Linked DNA regions of Homo sapiens: region 1 is linked to region 2. Evidence: read pairs that join two places in POLR2A ChIA-PET (ENCODE). Cell type or tissue: GM12878. All regions are shown on one strand. Links, peaks and the distances in the headings refer to the core of each region. The heading gives the core; the rest is flanking DNA.

The links. Peaks named below come from ENCODE experiments on the same cell type or tissue, not always from the same donor. Only the 100,000 strongest peaks of a DNase experiment are listed, where the experiment ranks them.
Region 1: POLR2A ChIA-PET joins it to region 2 with 8 read pairs; 2 of 35 experiments call an interaction of 5 or more read pairs at or near these places.

What each region holds. Positions count from the first base shown.
Region 1 is chr3:161,796,637-161,804,225 of GRCh38, reverse strand. No RefSeq gene overlaps it. Among named protein-coding and RNA genes, the nearest start is that of OTOL1, 300 kb to the right of the region's middle. In GM12878, for the core only: no CTCF peak of the experiment used is centred there; a DNase peak (open chromatin) is centred at 3,065.
Region 2 is chr3:161,689,584-161,696,804 of GRCh38, reverse strand. No RefSeq gene overlaps it. Among named protein-coding and RNA genes, the nearest start is that of OTOL1, 200 kb to the right of the region's middle. In GM12878, for the core only: no CTCF peak of the experiment used is centred there; a DNase peak (open chromatin) is centred at 1,974.

The DNA of each region.
Region 1 (7,589 bases), core at 1,491-5,490, 110 kb before region 2:
TTGCTATCTTCTTTTAGAGAGCCTGGAAATGCAAACATTTAATTTTGCTTTTACAGTCAGGGTAGTCATATGATAGTCCTGTACAATTCTTCAAGTAAGTGAATATCTCTGGAAGGAGCTTTCCTTCTTGAATAAAATAATAACTCCTCAAGAAAAGAATGACTTCAGCTTTTCTACTTTCCACCTTTGCGGAATCTTAACGTGAAATTTGCAGGTACATCATCCATTTAAAACCATAAAGATAAAGGTCAAAAAGAATATCTAGGTGGAAAGATAGAAAATAGCAAGTTATCTCATGGCATTTTAAACACTGGCACCAATCCTTGACTGTCCATTTTAGAATTGTGACTATGCAAAAAAAAAAAAAAATTAGTATTCAAAGTTATTCTTGGTCATGTTTTCTGTTGGTTGCAGCCAAATACTTTCTTAAATTAACAGGTAGGTGGCTTCAAACATTTGTTTATTTTATTTTTAGATTTTTTTTTTGCCATTATGCTAACCCTAGGCTCTACTAAAATCACTGTACTCTGTTTGTCCCCGAGACTGCTTCTTTGTGTCACCACCTCCTTCTCAGATTTATTTCAAAGTTTCTTCTCCTCTCCCATGGTGGAGCCTACCAGTGACCACCAAAAAAGCTGTCGTGGGCTGACCCGTTACTGATCTAACATTAGCAGTATTTTCTCTAAGAAGGGTATTATTGGACCCTGATCTATACATGTAGAAAGATACATCTTTACCTCCCCCTGAATTTGTGCCACTTATTGATCCATTCCTTTTCCACATGGACTAGGTACCATGACAACCCAGATACTTGACTAACACAGTTTCTCTGATTCAATTCACAGGAGGGGCACACTTCCCTTCCTCACTATTCCAAAGCCATTGCCATTCCTAGGGAAATTCACACACACACACACACACACCCCTCTCAAGAGCTTGATATTTAAAAATGCACTTCCATCTTTAGGGTTTTTTGGGTTTTTTTTACATTTTACAATTCATCATTTAATCCCACAACAATCTTGTAGGATTATTGTTATTGCAAACTTCGAAAAAAATAACTTGCCTAAATTCCAGCAGCTGGTAATGAAAGAAGGTAAGATTAAATGCCACACGTGACCCCAAATCCTTTCTTTTTTTCACCTTACTTCATTTCCTCCATTGGGTAGCATACTTGTTCTGCTTCTAACTAAATTACAATTGTGAAGAGAAAAAGCAGGAAAAGTTAAATAACTTTTAAAGCAGCAAATAAGTGCCAGATGAGTGTTACAGACAATAAATTACCTTAGGAACTCAGAGGAAGAATAAATGTCAAAAGGAAGATTGTTCCAATACTTAACAATTACCAATAAGATGAGTCATAATTACTTTCCTAAATAAGATTTCAACTGTTTGTCATGGCTTATGTTGTCTTTTGAGTAGTTCTTCAGCAAGTATTACAGGCACAGAATGAACAGTTTATTTAACTCTTTTGGGGCTACTTTAGATGATTTGCAGGAAAGGTAATCCAAGCTGCAGCAACCCCAAAAAGAGGAACCAACGTTGTTGGGCAGCACTGGGGAGAGTCCTCCTCAATGATCTTTTCCCTGTTGCTGGTTGAGTAACGTTCACCTCCACATGATCTATGTTATATCTTAATAAAGAGCTGTGAAATTTATTGTAGCATGTTTCACGGAAGGAGACACAGTTATTAAATAAATGTAGCTCGTTAGGAATTGGATGTTTGCAGGAGATAGTATCATCCAGTGTAAAGGATGGTAGACATGGGACTCCATTTCTTTGTTCCCTCATTCAACAAACTTTAACTGTATTTGATATGTGGCACTGTCCTAGCATTTTGGCATTCAGAAATAACTGAGATCATGTGTTCTTAAAAAAAGAGAAAGAAAGGTGATATGGTTTGGTGATGTCCCCATCCAAATCTCATCTTGAATTCCCACCTGTTATGGCAGGGACCCTGTGGGAGGTAATTAAATCATGGGGACAGGTCTTTCCCATGCTGTTCTCATGATAGTGAATAAGTCTCATGAGATCTGATGGTTTTAAGAATGGGAGTTTCCCTGCACAAGCTCTCTTCTCCTGTCTGCTGCCATGTGAGACATGTCTTTCACCTTCCACCATGATGGTGAGGCCTCCCCAGCCATGTGGAACTGTAAGTTTAATAAACCTCCTTCTTTTGTAAATTGCCCAGACTCGGGTATGTCTTTATCAGCAGTGTGAAAATGGACTAATACAGTAAATTGGTACCAGTAGAGTGGGATGCTGCTGAAAAGATACCTGAAAATTTGGAGGCAACTTTGGAACTGGGTAACAGACAGGGGTTGGAACAGTTTGGAGGGCTCAGAAGGAGATAGGAAAATGTGGGAAAGTTTGGAACTTCCTAGGGACTTGTTGAATGGCTTTGCCAAAATGCTGGTAGTGATACAGACAATAAAGTCCAGGCTGAGGTACCCTCATATGGAAATGAGGAACTTGAGAACTGGAGCAAAAGTGACCCTTGTTATGTTTCAGCAAAGAGACTGGCAGCATTTTGCCCCTGCCCTAGAGATATGTGGAACTTTGAACTTAAGAGAGATGATTTAGGGTATCTGGCAGAAGAAATTTCTAAGCAGCAAAGGATTCAAGATGTGACTTGGGTGCTGTTAAAGGCATTCAGTTTTAAAAGGGAAACAGAGCGTAAAAGTTCAGAAAAATTGCAGCCTAACAATGCAATAGAAAAGAAAATCCCATTTTCTGAGGAGAAATTCAAGCTGGCTGCAGAAATTTGCATAAGTAACCAAGGAGCTGAATGTTAATCACCAAGACAATGGGGAAAATGTCTCCAGGGTATGTCAGAGACTTTTGCATCAGCCCCTCCCATCACAGGCATGGAGACCTAGGAGGAAAAATTGGTTTAATGGGCTGAGCTCAGGGTCCCTGTGCTGTGTCTAGGGACTTGGTGCCCTGTGTCCCAGCTGCTCCAGCTGTGACTAAAAGGGGTCAAGGTACAGCTTAGGCTGTGTCATCAGAGGGTGTAAGCACCAAGCCTTGGCAGCTTTCATGTGGTGTGGAGCCTGTGGGTGCACAGAAGTCAAGAATTGAGGTTTGGAAACCACTGTCTAAGTTTCAGAGGATGTACAGAAATACCTAGATATCTAGGAAGAAGATAGCTGCAGAGGCAGGGCACTCATGGAGAACCTCTGCTAGAACAGTGAAGAAGGGAAATGTGGGGTGGGGGCCCACACACAGAGTCCCCACTGGGGCACTGCCTAGTGGAGCTGTGAGAAGAGGGCCACCATCCTCCACAACACAGAATGGTAGATCCACTGACAGCTTGCACCGTGCACCTGGAAAAGCTGCAGACACTCAACACCAGCCCGCGAAAGCAGCTGGGAGGGAGGCTATACCCTGCAAAACCTGGGCAGAGCTGCCTAAGACCACGGGAACCCACCTTTTGCATCAGCAAGACCTGGATGTGAGACATGGAGTCAAAGGAGATCACTTTGGAGCTTTAAGATTTGATTGCCCCACTGGATTTTGGACTTGCAGGGGTTTGTGCCCCCCTTTGTTTTGGCCAATTTCTCCCATTTTGAATGGCTGTATTTACCTAATACCTGTATCCCCATTATATGTAGGAACTAACTAACTTGCTTTTGAGTTGTTTTTTTGTTTTTTTTTTTTTCTTTGAGATAGAGTCTTGCTCTGTCACTCAGGCTGGCATGCAGTGGCATTACCTCGGCTCACTGCAACCTCCGCCTCCTGGGTTCAAGCGATTCTCCTGTCTCAGCCTCCTGAGTATCTGAGATTACAGGCATGTGCCATCATGCCCAGCTAATTTTTGTATTTTTAGTAGAGATGAGGTTTTGCCATGTTGGCCAGGCTGGTCATGAATTCCTGACCTCCGTTGATCCACCCACCTCAGCCTCCCAAAGTGCTGGGATTACAGGTGTGATTTTACAGGCTCATAGGTGGAAGGGACTTGCCTTGTCTCAAATGAGCCTTTGGGCTATAGACTTTTGAGCTAATGTTGAAATGAGTTAAGACTTTGGGGGACTGCTGAGAGGCATGATTGATTTTTAAATGTGAAGACATGAGATTTTGGAGGGGCCAGAGGTGGAATGATATGATTTGGCTGTGTCTCCACCCAAATTCATCTTGAATTCACACACCTTGCGGGAGGGACCTGGTGGGAGGTAGTTAAATCATGGCGGAAGGTCTCTCCTAAGCTGTTCTTGTGGTAGTGAATAAGCCTCACGGATCTGATGATTTTTAAAAATAGGAGTTTCCCTGCACAAGCTCTTCCCTTGTCTGCTGCCACGTGAGAAATGCCTTTCCCCTTTTGCCACGATTGTGAGGCCTCCCCAGCCATGTGGAACTTTAAGTCCAATAAACGTCTTTCTTTTGTAAATTGCCCAGTCTCGGGTATATCTTTATCAGCAGTGTGAAAATGGACTAATAAAAAAGGGGAGAGGAAACAGGAAAAAAAGAAAGAATGGAGAGAGGAAAGGAGAGAGAAAGGAAGGGAAGAATGAAGGAAAATATTTTATTTGAAACAAATATGAATGGTTAATTATATTATAGTTGGGGAGAATTTATTCAACAAACAATTATAAAAATTAGAGCTGATGGTACTATATGGAAAAAATTAGAGATAAGATTTCTGTCCTAATGGAGCTTATAGTCTAGTAGAAGTGGGAAGGAGTTAAAAAGTCTCCATGGGTAGTATGGTTGCTGTCCTGGTTGTCTCACATGATCTGTTATCTTAGGCAGGTCATATAATTGTCTAGGCTTCAGTTTCTTTTTTGTTTGTTTGTTTTCTTTTTTTTTATTTATACTTTAAGTTCTAGGGTACATGTGCACAACGTGCAGGTTTGTTACATATGTATACATGTGCCATGTTGGTGTGCTGCACCCATTAACTCATCATTTACATTAGGTATATCTCTTAATGCTATCCCTACCCCTTCCCTCCACCCCACAACAGGCCCCGGTGTGTGATGTTCCCCTTCCTGTGTCCAAGTGTTCTCATTGTTCAGTTCCCACCTATGAGTGAGAACATGCGGTGTTTGGTTATTTGTCCTTGCGATAGTTTGCTGAGAATGATGGTTCCCAGCTTCATCCATGTCCCTACAAAGGACATGAACTCATCATTTTTTATGGCTGCATAATATTCCATGGTGTATATGTGCCACATTTTCTTAATCCAGTCTATCATTGATGGACATCTGGGTTGGTTCCAAGTCTTTACTATTGTGAATAGTGCCACAATAAACATACGTGCGCATGTGTCTTTATAGCAGCATGATTTATAATCCTTTGGGTGTACACCCAGTAATGGGATGACTGGGTCAAATGGTATTTCTAGTTCCAGATCCTTGAGGAATTGCCACACTGTCTTCCACAATGGTTGAACTAGTTTATAGTCCCACCAACAGTGTAAGTGTTCCTATTTCTCCACATCCTCTCCAGCACCTGTTGTTTCCTGACTTTTTAATGATCGCCATTCTAACTGGTGTGAGATGGTATCTCATTTTGGTTTTGATTTGCATTTCTCTGATGGCCAGTGATGGTGAGCATTTTTTCATGTGTCTGTTGGCTGCATAAATGTCTTCTTTTGAGAAGTGTCTGTTCATATCCTTTGCCCACTTTTTATGGGGTTGTTTGTTTTTTTCTAGTAAATTTGTTTGAGTTCTTTGTAGATTCTGGATATTAGTCCTTTGTCAGATGAGTAGATTGCAAAAATTTTCTCCCATTCTGTAGGTTGCCTGTACACTCTCATGGTAGTTTCTTTTGCTGTGCAGAAGCCCTTTAGTTTAATTAGATCCCATTTGTCAATTTTGGCTTTTGTTGCCATTGCTTTTAGTGTTTTAGACATGATAACGTAAGATAAAGTAGCTTTTTCTGCCTTTCCTAACTTGCCAGGTTGCAGAAAATAGTAAAAGAAATAGTATTTCTTAAATAATTCTCTCTTTTGGATTGTGAATCATTTTACACATGCAAATGGAATTCTTTCCACTTGGCTTTCTTTTACCCAATGAAATTTAGTATTGAACGAGAAAAGTGTATGCTAGCAACAGTGAATTTGGCACTGTAAACTCACTGTCAACACTAAGAAAATCAAAGGGAACAAACACGAAAAGCAAGCTTTTCTAACATTTGGTTGATGGCAGTTTGTCTTGAAAGCCTTTTCTATAACATATCATAGCAAATAATACCCATCATGACATCCATATAATAAACCATCTGCCCACTTGCCTATATATGACTACAGGAAAGTTTTCCCTTGACCCACCTAAAAATATGCCCCATTCATCTTGAAATTTGGTAGCTGTGCCAAAGCACAAAGAAAGGATGATTAAATGGCACATTTCTATGATTAGACACACAAACTTCCTGGAAGATTTACCACCTACAACACTGAAGACCTATGATCTTCAGATAAAACCCAATCTCCTGCAGAAGAAATAATAGTAGTTTTGAGATTAAAAAGAAATCTGCGTATCACACAAGTTCTCATAAGACCCCCTAAACTTTACCGGTGAAGGCTCTTCTCTTTCCCCTGGACAACGTATGTTCTGGAAACATTTCTGAGAAGACATGTAGATACTACCATTGTGACATGTTTAACCAGTCCCAGTGTCCCTTTCCATAACCTCAGCTGAAGACAATCATCTCAGCTACTCCTATAAAAATTGGAAATACCCAGCAACTTAGTTAATATATTTGAGTTAAAATCATTTCTACTTGTTCAACAATTTTTCTCTATCTAATTACTAAGTGTACAGGGAACTCAACTCACCGTTCTGCCACTTGAGTGCCATTGGGCAAGTTACTTCATCATCTCTTTGAGCCTAGTGATATCACCTATATAATATGTTTTACAGTTTAATTCCCATTTTTATAACTGATCCTTCCTTCTCAATCCTTGTCTCAACTTTTCACCCTCACCCATTGGTTTATTTTGAAGTAGAGGCAGCAATACATGACTTGTCAGGGGAGGCAGGGGTAAGTATAAGGCTGGGTGGAAGACATATTCTTTAAAAAGAGTCTTGGGGAAGGACAGGAGCCCACAAAACAGCCTGGGAGTCAATTACCCTCTGTTGTCAAGACAGAGATGAAAATTAATAATGCCCATTGAGGTGGAAGACAGTACTAGCAATTAAAGGCCAGGAAAAGCAAGAGTCAGGAATGCAGATATGTAAGTAGCTTGATGTAGGAGACTAGCAAGTAGAAAAATCCTGACTGATCTTAATACTAAGACATTGACTTCTTGCCCCTGATTTTCCATACTTCTTGCATCATGTGGGGATAATATGAAAAACAGGAAGTCAGGGTCAAGAGAATACAGATAAGCAGAAAAGCAGCTGAAGCAAGGAAAAGTAGAAACCTGTTTTGCAATGGTTAGTGTTCAATCACTCTAAATTTTTTTGTTTTGATAATGTGATGGGGGCTATTGTTAGATGAGAAATAGCCTTCAAAGAGATAGCTATATGTAGCCTTTACCACTCATTCAACAATTAAATATTGAATGACTACTATGTTTTTGAAATTGGAATAGTATCTGTTCCAAAATACACAACAGACTGTCTTGCTCACTAAGACTCTTAGAA
Region 2 (7,221 bases), core at 28-4,027:
GTGAATATAAACCTAAGTTACTGAAATAACAAGACCCTATCCAGTTTGTTAGTAATAACTAGAAAATTTTTCATGCAAAAATCCAAAACCATTTGCTATGAGTATCCCAATGTTCTCTTTTAAGACAAAATACCCTTCGAGGTTGTCTAGTTATTTTGTACACTTTTAGTGCCACTAAGTAAGAGTGGATTACAGTCAGATGGTAAGATTTAAATTAAGGAGATCATCAGTTATATCTATAGTAAAATAGTATTAATTTCAGTTTAAGAAGTTAGCCTTCTTGGAAGTCTGTTAAAATGAGATGGTGTCTTAGTAAGTTTGGATGCCATACAAAATACCATGGACTGGGTAGCTTAAATAGTAGAATCTTATTTTCTCACAATTCTGGAAGACAGAAGTTCAAGATCAGAGTGCCAGCATGGTCAGGTTCTCGTGAGAGCGCTCTTCTTTTCTTACAGAGAGCTTCCTTCTGTGTCCTCACATGGCAGAGAGAAAGAGAAGGAAAGAGAGGGAGAGAGAGATGCATACATAAACTTTCAGGTCTCTTCCTATAAGGGCATTAATCCCATCATGATGGCCTTACCCTCAAGATCTTATCTAAACCTAATTATTTCCCAAAGGCCCCATCTCCAAACACCATTACTTGGGGGTTAAGACTTCAACATACAAACTTGGGTAAGGGACACAGTTCAGTCCACAGCAGATGGTTTTCACTGGTACACCATATTTTTCTTAGTCATATTCCAAGCTCTATTTCTGTGAAATTTTTGTTACAAAAGCCAACTGCTGTGAAAAGTCCTTGGATGTTTTAACAAAAACAGAAACCTCCCATACTAGATGTTATACGTAAGTGGTTTAGATTTTTGGCTGTCTGGTCTGTGGTATGTTTGCAATCTAAGAATTTCCTTAGTAGTTGAATCCAAACAACCAAGATACTGGCTAATTCATTGGAAGGAATTGGTACTAATAGAACCAAGTTAGTTTCATTTTTCTTTAACCAAATCACAAGAAAATTATAGCCAGACACTAGATGTATCCCAAGAAGTTGCTAGTAATGCAAAGAAAAATATTAAAAATAGGGGCTTTATGGATAGCATAGTTCAAGGATAACAAATGCATTGTTAGCAAATCCAGAACCTTAATGCAGAATATATAAAACAGATAGAAAAAATCAACAAGCACATGCTCATTAAAACACGGCAATATGTGACTCTGTTTAACTACATTTTATTCTGTGGGTCTGGGCAGAAGCTATCTACTTTGTGCAGTTGTCGACTACTTCCAAATACCTAAAAACTGTCTCTTCTCAATTTTCTGCTTCTGAAGGATACACACCTAAGAATTATCAGCTTGAGGCCTATGGTCAGAAGACTTTAACGAGCTGAGGATGGTTTATGTCTCTTAAATTGGTAGACATAAATCAAGGATTAGCCCCATATAAAACCCCTCACAGTTTTACTACACGGCTAATGATTAAGAGTAGCTGACCATCTCTATAAAATACAGATTGTCAGCTGCTCCATTTCATAGAGATTAAGGATCTTTCCATCCTTAACATCCATTCCAGAAAACGAAGTCTTCACATTTTAGGTTATACAAAGGTGGTTTAGGAGAATGTTGAGAAAAGGCTTCCTGTACCTGGTGAGGACAAGACTGAATATACTGCATCAGCCCTTTGCAGTATTAGTATTAGTATTATCCTGCTTGCAACAAGACAGGGTTTAGAATTAAAGGGAATATTCCTCAATTCGTGAATCAGACTGTTTCTAACCTATGACAAAAAATTGATGAATGTGAAAAGAAGTGAATCTTATTATCATTAGGGCCAATGAAAATACCTTAGAGCATAAAAGTTCAAAGGACTCTCAGAGCTTTGAAGTTGTTTCATTTTAGAATCTCATTTGTTCTTTCTGTTCCTCAAAGACTGAGGGTGTTAGAGACCATGCAGTTTCTTAATAAGTAACAAGACCTTGAAGATTTCTTAAATAAGAGTCTCAGCAAAATGGGTGCCTCATCATGAAAGAGATAGTGAATAAAGATCAAGAAATTTGTTCAGAACCCTAACACCTTAGCTCTCTGGCTGGAAAACCTCCAATCAATCCAGAGAATAAATACTGACTAAGACATATTTAAGAAGCATAGTGAGTGCTAGATAAATAAAATGCATCCATAGATTTTCAAAGCTTTGGATCGCTGGGCACAGCGAGGTAAAGGCCTTAATGAGCAAGCTGTGAAATGTGGCTGTATTTGTTGTTTCACAGTATTATCTCTTAGGAACAAGAATGTCCTCAAGCAAGCAGCTAAGTTATTTTTGCCTGATCTCAATATTGTTTAACACGGGAACAGGAAAGTAGGCTTGATCTCATTAAAATATAGTACAAGGCACAAAAAAGTATATTGGTTTCCATTTTCTTTTCTTTCTTTTTTTTTTTTATTTTGTGAGAGAAATTTGCTCTGTCACCCAGGTTGGAGTGCAGTAGTGTGATCTCAGCTCACTGCAACCTCCACCTCCTGGGTTCAAGTGATTCTCCTGCCTCAACCTGCTGAGTAGCTGGGATTCCAGGTGTGAGCCACCATGCCCAGCTAATTTTTTGTATTTTTAGTAAAGACAGGATTTTACTATTTTGGCTAGGCTGGTCTCATGGTCTCTGTTTTCAAGAGCAAAGGGAAAGAAGGAAGGAAGGAAGGAAGGAAGGAAGGAAGGAAGGAAGGAAGGATGGATGGATGGAAGGGAGGGAGGGAGGAAGGGAGGGAAAGAGGGAAGGAAGGAAGGAAGGAAGGAAGGAAGGAAGGAAGGAAGGAAGGAGGGAAGGAGGAAGGAAGGAGGGAAGGAGGGAAGGAGGGAGGGAGGGAGGGAGGGAGGGAAAGGAAGCCAGAGAAGTATGTCTAGTAAAGAACTTTGGGAGTGGCTCTTGGCATCGGAACAGACTGGAAACAAATATACCAGAAGCTTACCAAGTTTCTAAGATAAATGCATTGCCAAAGAATCTGTAAGATGTTTTTTAAAAATTCTTTAATTTGTTCAGGCATTAGCATATTCTTGGGCACAGCAAAATTGCACCATCACATAGTAACTATGAAAGTTATGCAGCTCCTAAGGAAGACATACTCTCCAACTCCTAATTCTACTGTGGCCAGAGAGGATAACGGACAAGGAGGAATCTCTCATCCAGTGGAATTAAGATGCCATTGAGAACATTGGACAAGGGAGTTTCTTCCAGAGAACTGAATCAATAAATAAGCTTCCACTATAAGCTAGATAGAGAGTCTACACTATGCCTGCCACAAGAAGTCATTAATGTTGTGAACCAGAGGTAACTGGTATTAGTAATTTTCCAATATTCCACTTCAGTGACAGAAGTTTTTAGCGTGGCTACCTTGTCTCTGTTTTACCATTATTTGTAGAGCATGTGTGAAAGCCATGGGTGTGAGGTGGGAAGGGCAAATAGTTTGTCTTAGTTTTTCCTTTTAGTTCACAGACCACCAGACAACATAGAGCCACATTCAAATCTAAAAACTGGATGCTACATACAAAGACATTGTTAACTTGAAGCTAGATGCTACCTTAGCTTGTCTCTTTGGGAAGTATAAGGACACAATTTCTTGTCCCTGGATGTGAGGGAGAAAAAAACTGTTTTTTTCTACTGTCACACTCAATACTATACTCAACACATAATACTTCATCTCTGGTCTTCAAAATGTGTATAGGGTTTTCCCCATACACCAGCCAAGCAATTTTCCAGCAGACACCAACTGCATGTCCTATAATTCAGTTGAATTGTGACACCATCTACCTGGAGAGAACATCAGATCCTACAGGTTGAGAGCTCAGTCCTGCAAGACTGTTCCTACTTCAGAGGCCGAGTCCCAGATTGTCGCCTGTACTTCTGACTGGCCAGCTATAAATCATGGTTCTTATGACCAGCTCCTTATGTCAATTAATTTCCCAGGATGGCTCACAGAACTCAGGGAAACACTTTACTTACATTTACCCATTTATTATGAAGGATATTGCAAAGAATATAAACAAACAGCCAGATGAAGAGATATACAGAGTGAGGTCTATGGGTGGGGACTTGGAGCTTTCATGATTTCCCCAGGCATGCCACTCTCCAGACACCTCCATGTGTTCAGGAATCTGAAAGCTCTCCTTTTGGGTTTTTATGGAGGTTTCATTACATAGTTATGATTGATTACATCATTGGCTATTTGGTGATCAGCTCAACCTTCAGCCTCTCTCCCCTCTCTGGAAGTCAAGGGGTTAGGGCTGAAAGTTCCAATCCTCTAATCACATGATTGGTTTCCCCGGCAACTAGCCCCATCCTGAAGCTATCCACAATCCCACCAAAAGTCATCTCATTAGAATATAAGATGTACCTATAGCCCAGGAAATTCCAAGGGATTTAGGAGTTCTGTGCCAGAGGCTTCTATCATTCAAAAATTTACAAAGGTCTTGGGAACTCCGTGTCAAGATCCAGGGTCAAGGATCAAATATTAGAATAAAAGATTCTCCTAGCATCTCCATCTACAAAGGTTTTAGAAGCTCTGTCTCCAAAACCAGGGGCAGAGTACAAATATATACTTATTATATCACATTGTGTTATACAATACTAAGACCAGGCATAATTCCCTGTCCCTGTATTAAAAGATATTGAGACCAAAGCAAAATCAACCTAAGTACTAGCTCTACAACATACTTATTCTTGAAAGATACGATTGTGAAACAATTATCAATAGGTATATGTGTACACATATATAGAGAGATATAGACATAAACATAGACATGGATGATAGAAAACTAGAAGGGCAAAGTGTGGCAGATACATAACTAGCTAGCTATTTATCAGACCCATTTCCTCTTCTTCCTGGGCTCACAGCTAGACTACATTTCCCAGGCTTGCCTGAGGTTAGGTGTGGCCACGTGATAGACTTCTAGTCAATGGAACATAAGCAGAACTGATGTGTGTCTGGGCCATTATATATTTCCTATATATGAGTTTCCATACTCTCTTTTGCCTGTGGCTTGAAGTAGACAACTCATTAATATTTTGGAAATTATTTGGTGAAAATGGTAAAATCATAAGCTATAAGGAGCCTCAGTCCCAGCCAGAATCACTGCATAGAGGAAAGCCACCTGCTGACAAGAACTATAAATTGGATGGTTTTTTAAACTAAAACTAAATATTTCTTCTGTTAAGTTACAGGAAATGTTTCTTGCATAGCTGGCAAGAAACGTGTAACATATCATATAACTGCCCTTTAGGGCAGACTCAGGCTCATAGACACCTAGCTAGGGAAACAGCAAAAGCAAGGTTTTCTCCCTGCACTCCCCTCAGTCACACCCCTTGTGCTGGGTACTCTGAACCACTATAGAGAGTGGCTCCCACTACTTCATTTGCCACTCCTTTTAAAATAGACTGTTTGAGCCTAGAGGGCAGGAATTGTATTTTAGATTTCTTCTTGTAGTCTGTCCAGTAAAGCACAAGGTGGCCACTCAGTAATAGCCATTGAATTCAATTTAATTTCTCAATGCTTACATTCAAACACAAACTGATTGTCTCTACTGCCTTGAGGCCTCTCAAACTTCTTTCCAGCAAAAAAAAAAAAAAAAAAAAAAAAAAAAAAAAAAAATGTGCCTCACTGAATGAAGTCTTTCTACTATGGAGGACAACATGAATGCAAGTAAATTTCTAATGAAGAAGAAAGAAAATCCTACCAGGAAAACAAGACTATTCAAATGACAGGTGAGTACTAAGCTGTGGAAATCCACCAAGCCATTAAGAAAAATTCTTAACTCATATATTCTGTAAACAGGTGTCAGTCTTAGGTCAGAATACTCAATTTATCTTGCCCTAAAAGGGAATGTTCATTGGAATCTTTATGTGGCCACAGAAAATTATTTATACAAATAAATAACAAATCAATAGTCACCTAAATAGAATTCAAAAAAAGCCTAGGTCCTTTATTTTATATATATATATATATATATATATATATATATATATATATATATATATACCATTATTTCGTAAGTAGATATTTTGTGAAAAATTGGCACATTAAAACGTACCAAGCAGAATCCAAAATTCATGCCAGGTAACCGGCTCTGGACTAGTTCTAATGATAGGAAAATCTAGCAAAAACACATCTGTGATTAACTAAACATTTCTATAAAAGCAGTGATGCCTCTAGAGTCAGCCAGAATGCGTTTCCATTTTTTGTAGTCTAGTAGCAGCCGAAGATCCAAAAAAGCAAAACTATTTTAGTCACATTTTAGCCTACTTCTGCCTTGTTTATCAACCAGAGAATTTAAACTAACCACGCCTTCTGTCAGCATTCTAGGGAAGACAGCCCAGGATTATCAGTGACTTTCTGTGCCTCTAACTTTACCACATTAGCCAAGAATAATTAGCAATGGTCTGAAAGGAATTGAATTTTTTTTTTTAAGGCAACAATTCACACTTCAGCATTTATGCAAATCTGGGTAATTTAAATGTATGAGATGATTAAGAAAGAATCTTCTCTTTAATTCCCCAAGAGTGTGCATGTTCTTTTCTCCTCATGCAAATTTCTAGGATAGTCTGTTCTTTTATTCTTTGCTTAGAGCACCACACTGTTTAAAAATAAAACATTGTAAATATATACAATGGCATCAGAATCGTGCCTATGGCTTCATATGAGACTATGTAAACACTCAGCAAGAGTGGTATCCTAACTACTTTTGAATTGTGATATGCTTACATGGAAAATGGTGATGGAGAAAAATATAAAGGCAGATATCCATGGAAACTCTTCAGGATAATTTGTCAATTCTGATAAATGTAGTGCCTGCATTTAAACTCTTAAGTGCCTTGCTGTTTTGTGCCCTCGCATCAATTAACATTTAATTTGACTTTTTAACAACATCACTTATCACTAGTTTTTTCATGTCTATGAAGCTAACAAATGTTAGCTTTTCAAAGCTGACAGTTTATGATTACTTATAACCAACACCATTTCAGGGTAATGCAGTAAGAGATTAATGGACCACGGGGATGACACAGCCACAGGGCTTGCTATAAAAAGAGAGATGAACTACAATCCTGATTAATGCCTCTTTTGAATGAATGTACTTGAAAACCAGCTAAACCAATATCAAGAGGAAAAACTTTATCCTAATTATATGAACAGTGCCTTTTTTTTTTTTTTTTTTTTTTTTTGACGGAGTTTCGCTCTATCACC